2 separate regions of the Homo sapiens genome follow, and region 2 is linked to region 1. A link is a loop called in an ENCODE intact Hi-C map of the cell type or tissue named here. Cell type or tissue: PC-9. All regions are shown on one strand. Links, peaks and the distances in the headings refer to the core of each region. The heading gives the core; the rest is flanking DNA. Region 1 overlaps LRRK2 (leucine rich repeat kinase 2). Region 2 overlaps CNTN1 (contactin 1).

What was found. Hi-C counts contacts between places; a loop is a spot of excess contacts. Peaks named below come from ENCODE experiments on the same cell type or tissue, not always from the same donor. Only the 100,000 strongest peaks of a DNase experiment are listed, where the experiment ranks them.
Region 2: a loop joins it to region 1, with 7 times the contacts of the local background. A loop is called at or near these places in 22 of 110 quality-filtered maps.

What each region holds. Positions count from the first base shown.
Region 1 is chr12:40,322,338-40,327,731 of GRCh38, reverse strand. It overlaps LRRK2 (leucine rich repeat kinase 2), which reads right to left. Exons shown (of 51, transcript NM_198578.4): 37 at 5,222-5,394; 38 at 4,426-4,572. Among named protein-coding and RNA genes, the nearest start is that of MUC19, 68 kb to the left of the region's middle. In PC-9, for the core only: CTCF peaks have their summits at 2,000 and 2,201 (motif pointing left); a DNase peak (open chromatin) is centred at 2,161; H3K4me3 peaks cover 1,357 bases; H3K27ac peaks cover 619 bases.
Region 2 is chr12:40,919,078-40,924,471 of GRCh38, reverse strand. CNTN1 (contactin 1) reads right to left here. Exons shown (of 24, transcript NM_001843.4): 5 at 2,044-2,216. Among named protein-coding and RNA genes, the nearest start is that of CNTN1, 230 kb to the right of the region's middle. In PC-9, for the core only: CTCF peaks have their summits at 2,499 and 2,704 (motif pointing right); no DNase peak of the experiment used is centred there.

The DNA.
Region 1 (5,394 bases), core at 247-5,246:
GCTGAGTCCCAGGAGGCCTTCTGAGTTCCTTACTTCCAACTCATTCTCTCTCTCTTGCAAAATTAATTTTCCTATCATTCCACTTTGATTGTGTCACTCTCCTGTTCAGAAACAAATTATTCCGCGTTGCCTACTAAATCAAATCTAAATTCAGCTCCATAGTCATATAGTGGCCCCTAAATCCTTTTAAAGTTCTCCTCTTGTTCTACTTCTCATTCTCAAGGCTGGAGTTCAGTAGCTTTCCCTGCCCCAGTCCTGGCTGAATAGTACATCTGAGGAGCTTTTTAAAACGCTAATGTCTGGGTTCAAAGATTTTGATCTAATTAGTCCCAGGAGGAAATGGTCATTAGATTTTTTTCTTCTTTTAATTCTGTACTTAGTAGAATTAGTAATGAGCAGGTAAGGTTGAGAACAAGTGCTCTAGACAAACCGCAATAGCCAAAATTTCCTGAGCATGCTTTGTACCTTCAGGCCTCCATACCCTTGAAGAGCTCTGCTACTCCATCATCTCAATCCCCAAGGAGTTTGGAGGCCTGCCTCACAAACTGACCATGATCAGCCCCGTGGACTGTTACTCTCCACCGACATTTAGCAAATCCTGTTTGTACAATATTTATGGTTCTCATATAGTGCCTTGAAATGTAGTCACTTGATGGATATAAGTGAATACACACAAAACAGTCTATAAGGAAATATAGTAATTTTCAAGTGGTGAAATTACACATCTATGGAAAGCCTCTACCTATTTATTTTTTATATGTCTATAATGAGCATATATAATTATATTTTATGCTCAGAGAGAGTATATTAAAATAATTAACTTATTTGAGCATGTCTTGTATTTCTATTAGATTGTAAATATGTTAAAAGTATTATTTGCATCTTATCAGTCTTGGTATTCTCTCATTCTATCCCTCCAGTACTTAATATTTGACTTTTAAAAACCATTAGTTAGGATTGTTGGTATTGAGAGAGCTTCAGAGGGAACTGTTACATACTGGAATCAGAAATAGAATCGGGTAAACAGAAGAGGGAAAAGAGAAAGAAAGCAAGTAGAGGGGGAAGGGAGAGAATCGGTCGGAGAGATGGAAACATATAGATGCATCTTGTTCTGCCTCCCCTCAATCTGGACAACTATCAACAACAAAGAAAAATTGCAATGCAGCATAGAGAAGAAACATACTCTAGGGAGATACATCCAAATTTCAAGTTGGAGTAGGGACTTCTAGTTGTTTTTTTTTTCTTTTTTTTTTTCTTTTTTTTTTTGAGACAGAGTCTCGCTCTGTCGCCCGGGCTGGAGTGCAGTGGCGCGATCTCGGCTCACTGCAAGCTCCGCCTCCCAGGTTCATGCCATTTTCCTGACTCAGCCTCCCGAGTAGCTGGGACTACAGCCGCCCACACCACCACGCCTGGCTAATTTTTTGTATTTTTAGTAGAGATGGGGTTTCACCGTGTTAGCCAGGATGGTCTCGATCTCCTGACCTCATGATCCGCCCATCTCGGCCTCCCAAAGTGTTGAGATTACAGGCATGAGCCACTGCGCCCGGCAGAGATTTCTAATTTTTTAAAGCCCTTCTCTATTTGAGAATCGCCGCTGCATTAATATGGAGTATGGATTGTCATGTCTTTCAGGTGACTGAAAACAAAAATAAAGTTAAGGACTACTATTATGTATTTGTGACATCTAGGTTGGAAAGAAAATTGAAGGCAAGGAAATTTTCCTAACCCCTCAAATCACACCACTGAAGTGGAAATACCTGTCTTGGCTCTCCAGAAAAATAAATAGCTCCACAAAGAGGAAATGTACCCTGTGGCTTCTCAGACGCATGAACAGAATCCCATACATTTATATTTTAAAATATATTCACAAAACAAGTCTATTCATATCTATTAAGGTGGGTCGTATTACTCACTGCATAATAGTTACTGCTATCTTGGGAAAAAGAGTTACCAAAAGCCTGAATGCATTGCTGCCCTACAAATAAAAATGGAAAGAGGGAAAATTGAGAGAGGCATAACCTTCTCCAGATTACTCTAATATAAAGATGCTGGAGTCGCTACCTGTAAAATGTTTTTAGAAGGATACACCTAATTTGTTTAAATCACTGGTATTCAACCCCACCCCTTATCTTTGGCAACATCCGGAGACATTTTTGATTGTCACATCTGAGGGAAGGGGAGATACTACTGACATCTAGTGGATAGACAGAGATGCTGCCAAACATTCTGCAGTGCACAGGATGACCCTCGATAAGAAAGAGTTAGTTATCCAAGCCAAAATGGCAACAGCTCAAAGACTGAGAAACTCCTATCTAGACTGCTTTCTGTAAATGAACATGGGATTTATGGATTTATGGGACATGGGTCTAGAGAAGGGAGAGTAATCACAAACATTTTCCTATATGGGTAGCTAAACAGACTTTGCTTTTTTGTTTTTTGTTTTGTTTTGTTTTGAGACGCTCTGTCGCCTAGGCTGGAGTGCAGTGGCACAACCTCGGCTCACTGCAACCTCCGCCTCCCAGGTTCAAGCAATTCTCTGCCTCAGCCTCCCGAGTAGCTGAGATTACAGATGCCCACCACCACACCCAGTTAATTTTTTTGTATTTTTAGTAGAGATGAGGTTTCACCATCTTGGTCAGGCTGGTCTTCAACTCCTGACCTCGTGATACACCCACCTCGGCCTCCCAAAGTGCTGGGATTACAGGAGTGAGCTACTACACCTGGCCAACTAAACAGACTTTGTAAATGACGTTTCCACATACACTACTCAAAACGTGTCCATTCATCTGAAACACATTTTAATGCAGGAAAAAGAAATATTTTAGGGATCTGTGTCTGACAGTTTGGGATTTCTTCAGAGGAAGGATGCACCATGTCTGGTACTTTCCTGTATACCTTGAAGTCTGGGGTTAAGATGTAGGATTCAGCAAGGACAATTCAGCATTTTATGTTAACCCACTATTACTAATACATTAACTTCCTGAGTTCCAAAGCATTTAAATTCAACCTAAACTTCCCAATCAATGCCAATAAGAGGGGTATAAAGGAGTTTATTTAGCTTTAAATATCATGTCTCAAATTTTGGACAACTTTTTGCTAATAATATTATGTCCTGACTGACAGATCTTAGGCATTATTTCTGGGGTAATTTGATTAAAATTAAATGTATACACACAACAACAACAAAAACTAAACAAAGTAAGGTCAAAATTGTCTTCAAATGCTTTATATTAAATCAATCTAATGCATTTCATAGTTGTCCCAATGACTCTCAGGAATGTTTAAAACTTGAGTATGTCAGCCTACAGTTAATAATAACATACTGTATACTTGTAAATTGCTATGAGAGTAGATTTTAATAGTTCTCACCACATAAATATTTGAGATAATGTATATGTTAAATAGCTAAACTTCTCCATTCCACAACATATACATATATCAAAACATCATGTTGTACACCATAAATATATACAATTTTTACTTGTCAATTAAAAAAATTTGTACAAAGTATATCTTTTTTTAAAAATGATAACCGAGGAGCCAGACAGATCACAGCATCGCAGGTCTTGTAAAGACATTAGCTTTTATTCTGAGAGACATGAGAAACCACACATGTAATCTACAGAATGACATACAGTAACATATGTTGACTGTTTCTTTCCCAAAGTAGTTATAATGCATACACTTTTCATCTTCTGAAGTGTATGAGCATGTTTTAAAAACATCTTTTAGGCCCAAAAATCCATGTGCAGGAAGTCAAGATACAAATGAGAATATTGAAACATGGTTACCATGACTTCACCTTTTCTCAATGAGCACCTAAACATGCTACATGAATTCAATGATTTCCATCATACTCTACTGAAAATCACTGATTGAATTCACGGAACCAAGAAATGTAAATTGTTCAGCATATCAAAAAAAAAAAAAAAAGTATTTGAGTATGTCACCATGTAACACTTTTGACTTTAATTTCAAGGCTTTTAATGAATATTTCTATGAGAATTCAGCATTGTCACACTGAGTCATAAAACCCCTGCTATGGCTACACTGAGGTGTGCTTCCTTTACCTATTCTGTCATTTTATAAAATATGGCTGCTTCACTTAACTCACCTGAAAACTGTCTTATTTGCCTCCCATATCCCTGGCAATTAAGGCAAATACAAAGATATATTTCATAAATATTTCTGCTTCCATGATAATCTCATCCTCATCTTGATCCTAGTCTACATGATTATGTGCAAAACAAATTCCAGATCTGTAATATTATATTCCTTTAAAATATATCATTCCAAATACAAAAATTATAACAAATATATGAAGACAGTAAAATCTATGACAATATAATTATGAAATCTATTTTCTAAATTATAAGGAGAAAATTACATCCTAATTTTTATTCTCAAATTAACAAAAAGAATTACCTAGGAGAAACTCTGGAGCTTGTTCAAATTCCAACTCATCATTATTCAACATAATATTTCTAGGCAGGTCAGCCAAAATCAAGTCAGGGGCAATCTGAGATATTGGAATGGTGAGCCTTGGTTGATCTGGATTTACTAAGAGATCTCCTGAGAAGTAATAAAACATTTTTTAAATAAAAACAACATTTAAGGAGATACATAAATTTGTGGTTTTGATGTGAAAAAATAATGGAATATTTTCTATAATTTCTAATCCCTCCCTTTCTAACCAATCCTATATTTCTCTAGGAAATTTGAGAACATTTTAAAGATTCACTTAGTATCTATCTACTTGGAATTTTAAAAACTTATTCCTACGTTCACTTGTAGAATTCTGAACTGCTGCAGACTACCAGACATCTGACTAGAAAGTTATCTACTCTCTGCTTTTGCCACATTCATGAAGCTGCAGCTGTTATTATATGGCAGACATGTTGGTAAATTAGGTCCATGTATTGTCTATTTGAATCTTTATAACAGTTCTATGAGATAGATGTGGTTGGTATTCCGGTTTCACAGATGAGGTTATGTTGCTCAATAAGCCAGCATTCAAACCCTCAAATCAACATTTTCTGAATCTAGAATACAAGATTTTATTGGTAATAAATATAATTCAGTTTTCTGAACTGTCCCTATAATTGAATATACTATTTTTCAACTCATCCCTTATGGATAAGAATATTTACATTTATTAAAAGTCACTTCATAAGTATTGAAGGATCACTTAAAAGCATTTGTAAGTTGTATCAAAACATACCTTCCTCTGCTTTCTTCATCAAGTCATCAAGTAAGATTTTTTGATGTTCTTCACCATCATTAAAACTATATAATGCCCATTTCTTCAACAGAGTTTCTCCTTCACCACAAATATCAATCTCCAGCAACCCAGGAAACCATTCTTCCATGAGAGAATCAATGTGGTCCACAACT
Region 2 (5,394 bases), core at 314-5,313, 600 kb before region 1:
ACTCATTCGTGAGATACAGCACTTCTCAGTGGTTTGGTGAAGCCTAGTAAAGTCAGCTCCTCGTTCTTACATTGCTGAGATTTTGTATAGACTATTAAAAAGTTCTGTTATGAGCTCAAAGTCTATGGATATTGGGAGCAGCCTGCATAAGAATTCTGACAACCCTGAAAATCACAAATATCCTGAAGACTTTTGTTTCAGACTTAGGGAGAATCTCAGTCAGGGTATCTGGAAATACAATGAAATCAGACAAACCAGGGACCTACCAAAGAAAGTAAGTAAGAAGGAATGACTTAGAGGAATGGACTCATTTGAAGGGTATTTCTCTTCCTGAGGGAGGGCTTGGATATCGGGAAGGAATAAGGGTGAAAGGCAGGACCCTCATTAGGGAACGTGAAAGTAACCAATCTCTTGCTCCTTCTCAAATTCTGGGTTTGTTTCAGTTCTAATTTTCTTTACTCTTTTCTATGTATTTGGAACTTACATTTCACTTGATTCCTTGATATTCTTCCAGTTCTTCATTTGTTTTACTGATACTCATTCTATTTTTTTCTGCCTCTCTTCCTGTTCCTAACCTGTGATCGGCACCCAAATTATAACATTGAATTGTTACTTTTCTCAGTATAAAGTGTATACCTCTGAAAATTCATCTATGCTAAGTGTTACTTTTTTGCAGAGGACTTTTCAAATCTACTTCTCTAGGCCTGGTGTCTTACTTGAATGCCATCCCTATCCTCAATAGCTTACTTGACATTTCAACTTGGATAACTCAATATCAAAATAACCTCTGCATGTGAAGCAACCATTTAAATGCTTCCTGCCATCCTTGAAATTGGTTTTTCTTGCTCCCATCCCATTATTAATGAGAACAGAATGTTTCTACCCTCTGACTAGACATAACTTGGAAAAAAAATGTACAGTCTTCTTTCCTTTTGTGCAATGCAACCTGTTAATTCTTTCCTTATGGTTAATGTATATTATTTACATTTCCACTCTCACCACACTAATTTAATCTTACTTCTCTTCCTGGACCTTTCTCATTCCCTCCTGATAAACCCTACCATGAAGGACTTCTTAAAACATTGTTTTCATCCTATAATTCATTTTGCAAAAGATTTAAGTGCTGACAAATCACATACTGGAGATCACCTGGTCCAACTCATCTCCCAATGTAAAATTTTCTTTCAAAACAACCTCTAATTTTTAGCTTAGCACAGTTTTTCATTATTAGCCCTAATTAAAAGAAATGTTTCATGTAATTTAAATTTAAAATAAATTAACTAAAATATAATTAAATTTATTCCTACTATTAGAAGTTAAATATTAGGGAATACAATATTGTCATATTGGGTTGATCTTTGAAGAGTCACAGACATTATGTTGCAATATGTGACATTTTCTTCCCCCAAAAGACAATTTTCACCCCCTTAGGGGTGATAGTGCCCCTTTGATAATACATGGCTTGTTGCTTCCATTGATGTCTTTTTTTTTTTTTTTTTTTTAAGGCAGAGTCTTGCTCTGTCATCAGGCTGGAATGCAGTGGCACAATCTCGGCTTACTGCAACCTCCGCCTCCCAGGTTCCATCAATTCTCCTGCCTCAGCCTCCCGAGTAGCTGGGATTACAGGCATGCACCACAACGCCCAGCTAATTTTTGTATTTTAAGTAGAGACAGGGTTTCACCATGTTGGCCAGGATGGTCTCGATCTCCTGACCTCATGATCCACCAGCCTCAGCCTCCCAAAGTGCTGGGATTACAGGTGTGAGCCACCGCGCCCAGCCTGATGCTAACTTTTAAAGAGTCATTCAAGATCCTCAGACGCTGGCCTTCCTTTATTTGACAACATCATCTTTCACTGTTTCAAGTGCATTCATAGTATGCCTTGTGGTGCTTTGTTGTCTCCATTACACAATTAGGGTCCACTCATCTTGTAAGATCCACCTCATCTATGATGCCTTCCTCTCACTATCCTTTCCTGATTGTTCTTCTTGCTGAACTCACCTAAACACGCTTGCCCTTTTTTAAAAGTTACAGTTTACTTACATCCAAAGCTCAGGGTTGCTTCAGTGCTTCTGACCATCCCGTAGTTATTAGATGCTAAACAGTAGTATATTCCAGCATCTTTCTGTTTGTCAGGGTTGTTGATAACAAGGTTTCCTCCTACCATACTGTATCGATCACTTGTGAGATCAACGTCCCCATTATTCATTCTCCATCTATGAGAAAAAGACACAAAGGTCATATCACAGGTCATGAGACCTAGAAACTCTACGGAGCTAACACAGTTCTAAAATAATTTGGGTACGGCTCCATGTGAAGTCAGACAATTAAGAATATGATTCAGGTGGTATTTCTTTGTACTCTATGATTCTGAGTCTCTAGGACCATAATTTGTAATTTAGCTCAAGTACAGACAAGGAAACATCAAAGTACATGACGTATTTTGTCTTTTTTTTGTGAGGTATCTCAAGTGACAAATATTTTGTTGAGTTTTTCTCCATAAATTGATTTCTTGGGATGTAATTGATAGCCATCTATGCACCAGTTAGATTCATACATATGCAGATATACTGTATAAAGTATTAAAAGCATTGTTCTACCATAAATAAAATACAAAATATCAATATCTGACTCTAAATTTCAAAGTAATTTTTCAATAAAACAAACTAATTGACAGTGGGTTCTGCTCAATAAGTGACATATTCTGACCACTAGAGGTCAGTCACACAATTTGAAAATGATAAAAGTCAGTTGGGTTTTTAAAAATTTATTCCGAGCCACAAATATACAAGTAAATCTGGATTTTCCTCAGCCTAGAGTTAGTGGTCACTTATGTCTTTTCTCATTACTCTAAGATTACTTTTAATAAAGTGAAAAAGAGGAACAATTCTTTTTCTCCCCAACCACATAATATCATAACAATATAAGACATGCTGCAGATAATCAGAGCATTAACTGATAGGGATAGTGTTATAAATAGACTGGAAACAGGGATCTAACTTTCTGATGTGATGATGAAAAGAATGCATGTAGAAAATAGTTCTCAACTAAGAGAACCAACTGTATAATTTTATAATCATTCTTTATCAGGGTTTATCCTTTAAAGTTCCATGTCCTCAGGAAAGTCATAAGCCTAGAGCTGTGGTCAAATCGCTCAAGTAGTAGTGGCTCGTGGCCACATCGCTCATTTCCTGGCCACTTCTAATTAGAGTAATAATCATGCCCAAAAGTCCTAATGACTTTAGAATATCTGTTGTCAAATCAAAGTTACTGGAACATTATTAGTTACAATTTTCGCAGTATAGGAGATAATTTAAAAGCAAGTATAGAAAACTGTGATTTTGCATTTTTAAAACTTACTAAATTACAATCCAATGAATAAAGCCTTCCTCTTCCCCCAGGTGATGGCAATATTGTCCCTGCCTGAACCATCTAGTGTTAAGTTGCTTAGCTCTTGTCAAGACAGTGGGTTTCTTTGTTGGGCAGCTCCAATTTTTGTAATTTCTCCCTCATTATATTGGTTCCAAATATTTGTTTATTATCTTACCTTCCTCCACATGGATCTGATTGTGCTTGTGACATCATATAAGGATTACCTTTTTCTGTCTTTGAAGAAGTTCACTGGTCTAGTTTCAGAAACATAGACTATTGCTACAATCCCTTTTAATACTTTTTTATTGTAATGCTTGTTTCTTTGGGGATGGGGGCAAGATAATGAAAGCCTCAAGGCTTATAAGTCAGAAGTAAAGTACCCTGTTGTACCTCTCAGGATGTTGCTATGAATAGCACGTTGTCCCAGAACATGCTACAAATATATAACTACTATATGAATGAAAAATTGGATGATTACCAAGGTTAGTATAATTTGTCCTGAAATTATGTACATTTTAAAAACTTTAAATGTTCTTTTCCATCAAACTATTTCCATCATGAGCTGATTTTTTTTCTGTTCTTTCCCCCCACTTTTTTTTTTCCTGTCAAATGCAGACTGTCTTCATAACAAGATTAAACATCTATCTGTCTTCTCCAGTTCTGTCTATTAGTGTATGGATAACCAGGCCAAACTCAAAGTGGGAATTTCAGTGCTGGGTGCAACCTGAGAGAGGCAGTTGGTGACTTACTGGCAAAGCAAAGCTTTGCTTTTTATTGTGCCTGTGGGGTGGGGGCATGGGGGCAGCAAGGAGAAGCATAGCCTTTTCCATGTTTCTAGAATGTTATCTGAGAGCAGCCCTTTCTTTTGGTTGCCTCTGTTCTAGCCTAGAGACTGATTTGCTAAGGTCCCTTGTGTGACTGTTAACAACAGAGTGTCACAGCATAAGTGTCACTGAAAGAGTTTTTGGGATTCTATCAATCTATCCAGATAGATAAATAATGAAAAAATTGCATACCTCATTGGAAGTCATAAAAACTGTGTTTCAGTCTTGGATCTGTGATTTACTAGTTCTTGAGCAAGCAAATTTACTTATTCAGGATTCAGCTTCCTCTCCTGTAAAATTTTCTTGGATTGGATCTCCTCTACAGATCCTATTAGTTCTACTATTCCATGTCAATGACAAATAGGCTCTCATTATATATGGCTTAAGGGTGGAAATAAGTCTAGCCCATCAAATATTTTGAGAACAAATGTGTTATTTATAATTTATAAAATACCTACTTATATCATATTTCCATGTATGAAATTGAAACGATAAAAATAATTTCAATGGGATGGTGATTTTGTATCTAAATTCACAATTTTATCTTAAGAATAATTTTGTGATTATAGCCAAAGGCAGGAAAAAACTGAGTACTGTTAGAATCAAATGGGTGGAAAGGGATATTCTCTTTTGTAAGAACTTTTTATAATAATAGAAAGTTACTTTTGTATCAAGGAAAAAATATTAAAATTAACTTTGTTGAGTGACAACTTTCAATTAAGTCAGGTGACATTAACACACTAGAGCCCCCAATTTCTCCATCAGTCACTTGTTTTGTCTTCATGGAACCATTGCACAGGTGAAATTTAAATCCACTGGCATTTGGTTGATTTTTGCATCTCATTCTTTGCATCAGATGAGAAACTGTTAGTATACTTTTATGACCCATCTGAAGCAGGAAAACTCATTGTTGCTTTTTATAAAGTTGTTTTAGATAGCATACATATGTAACCCAGAAAAATAGTAAGAGGTATGTTTATATAGATTTTCCTATAGGTAGAGACATTTAAGAAATTTGCTGTGTTGGGTGGAATATAGATATGAGACTGTTGAAAAATATGGTGCTTTCTACAGTTATTTGTGCAAGATCTTTAAATGTACTTAATATAAAAATTTATCCATATCTGTAGGTATGAGTTATGCAGGCCAGTACATAACAAAAACATTTTATCCTCAAATCTGTATATTTAAATTATGC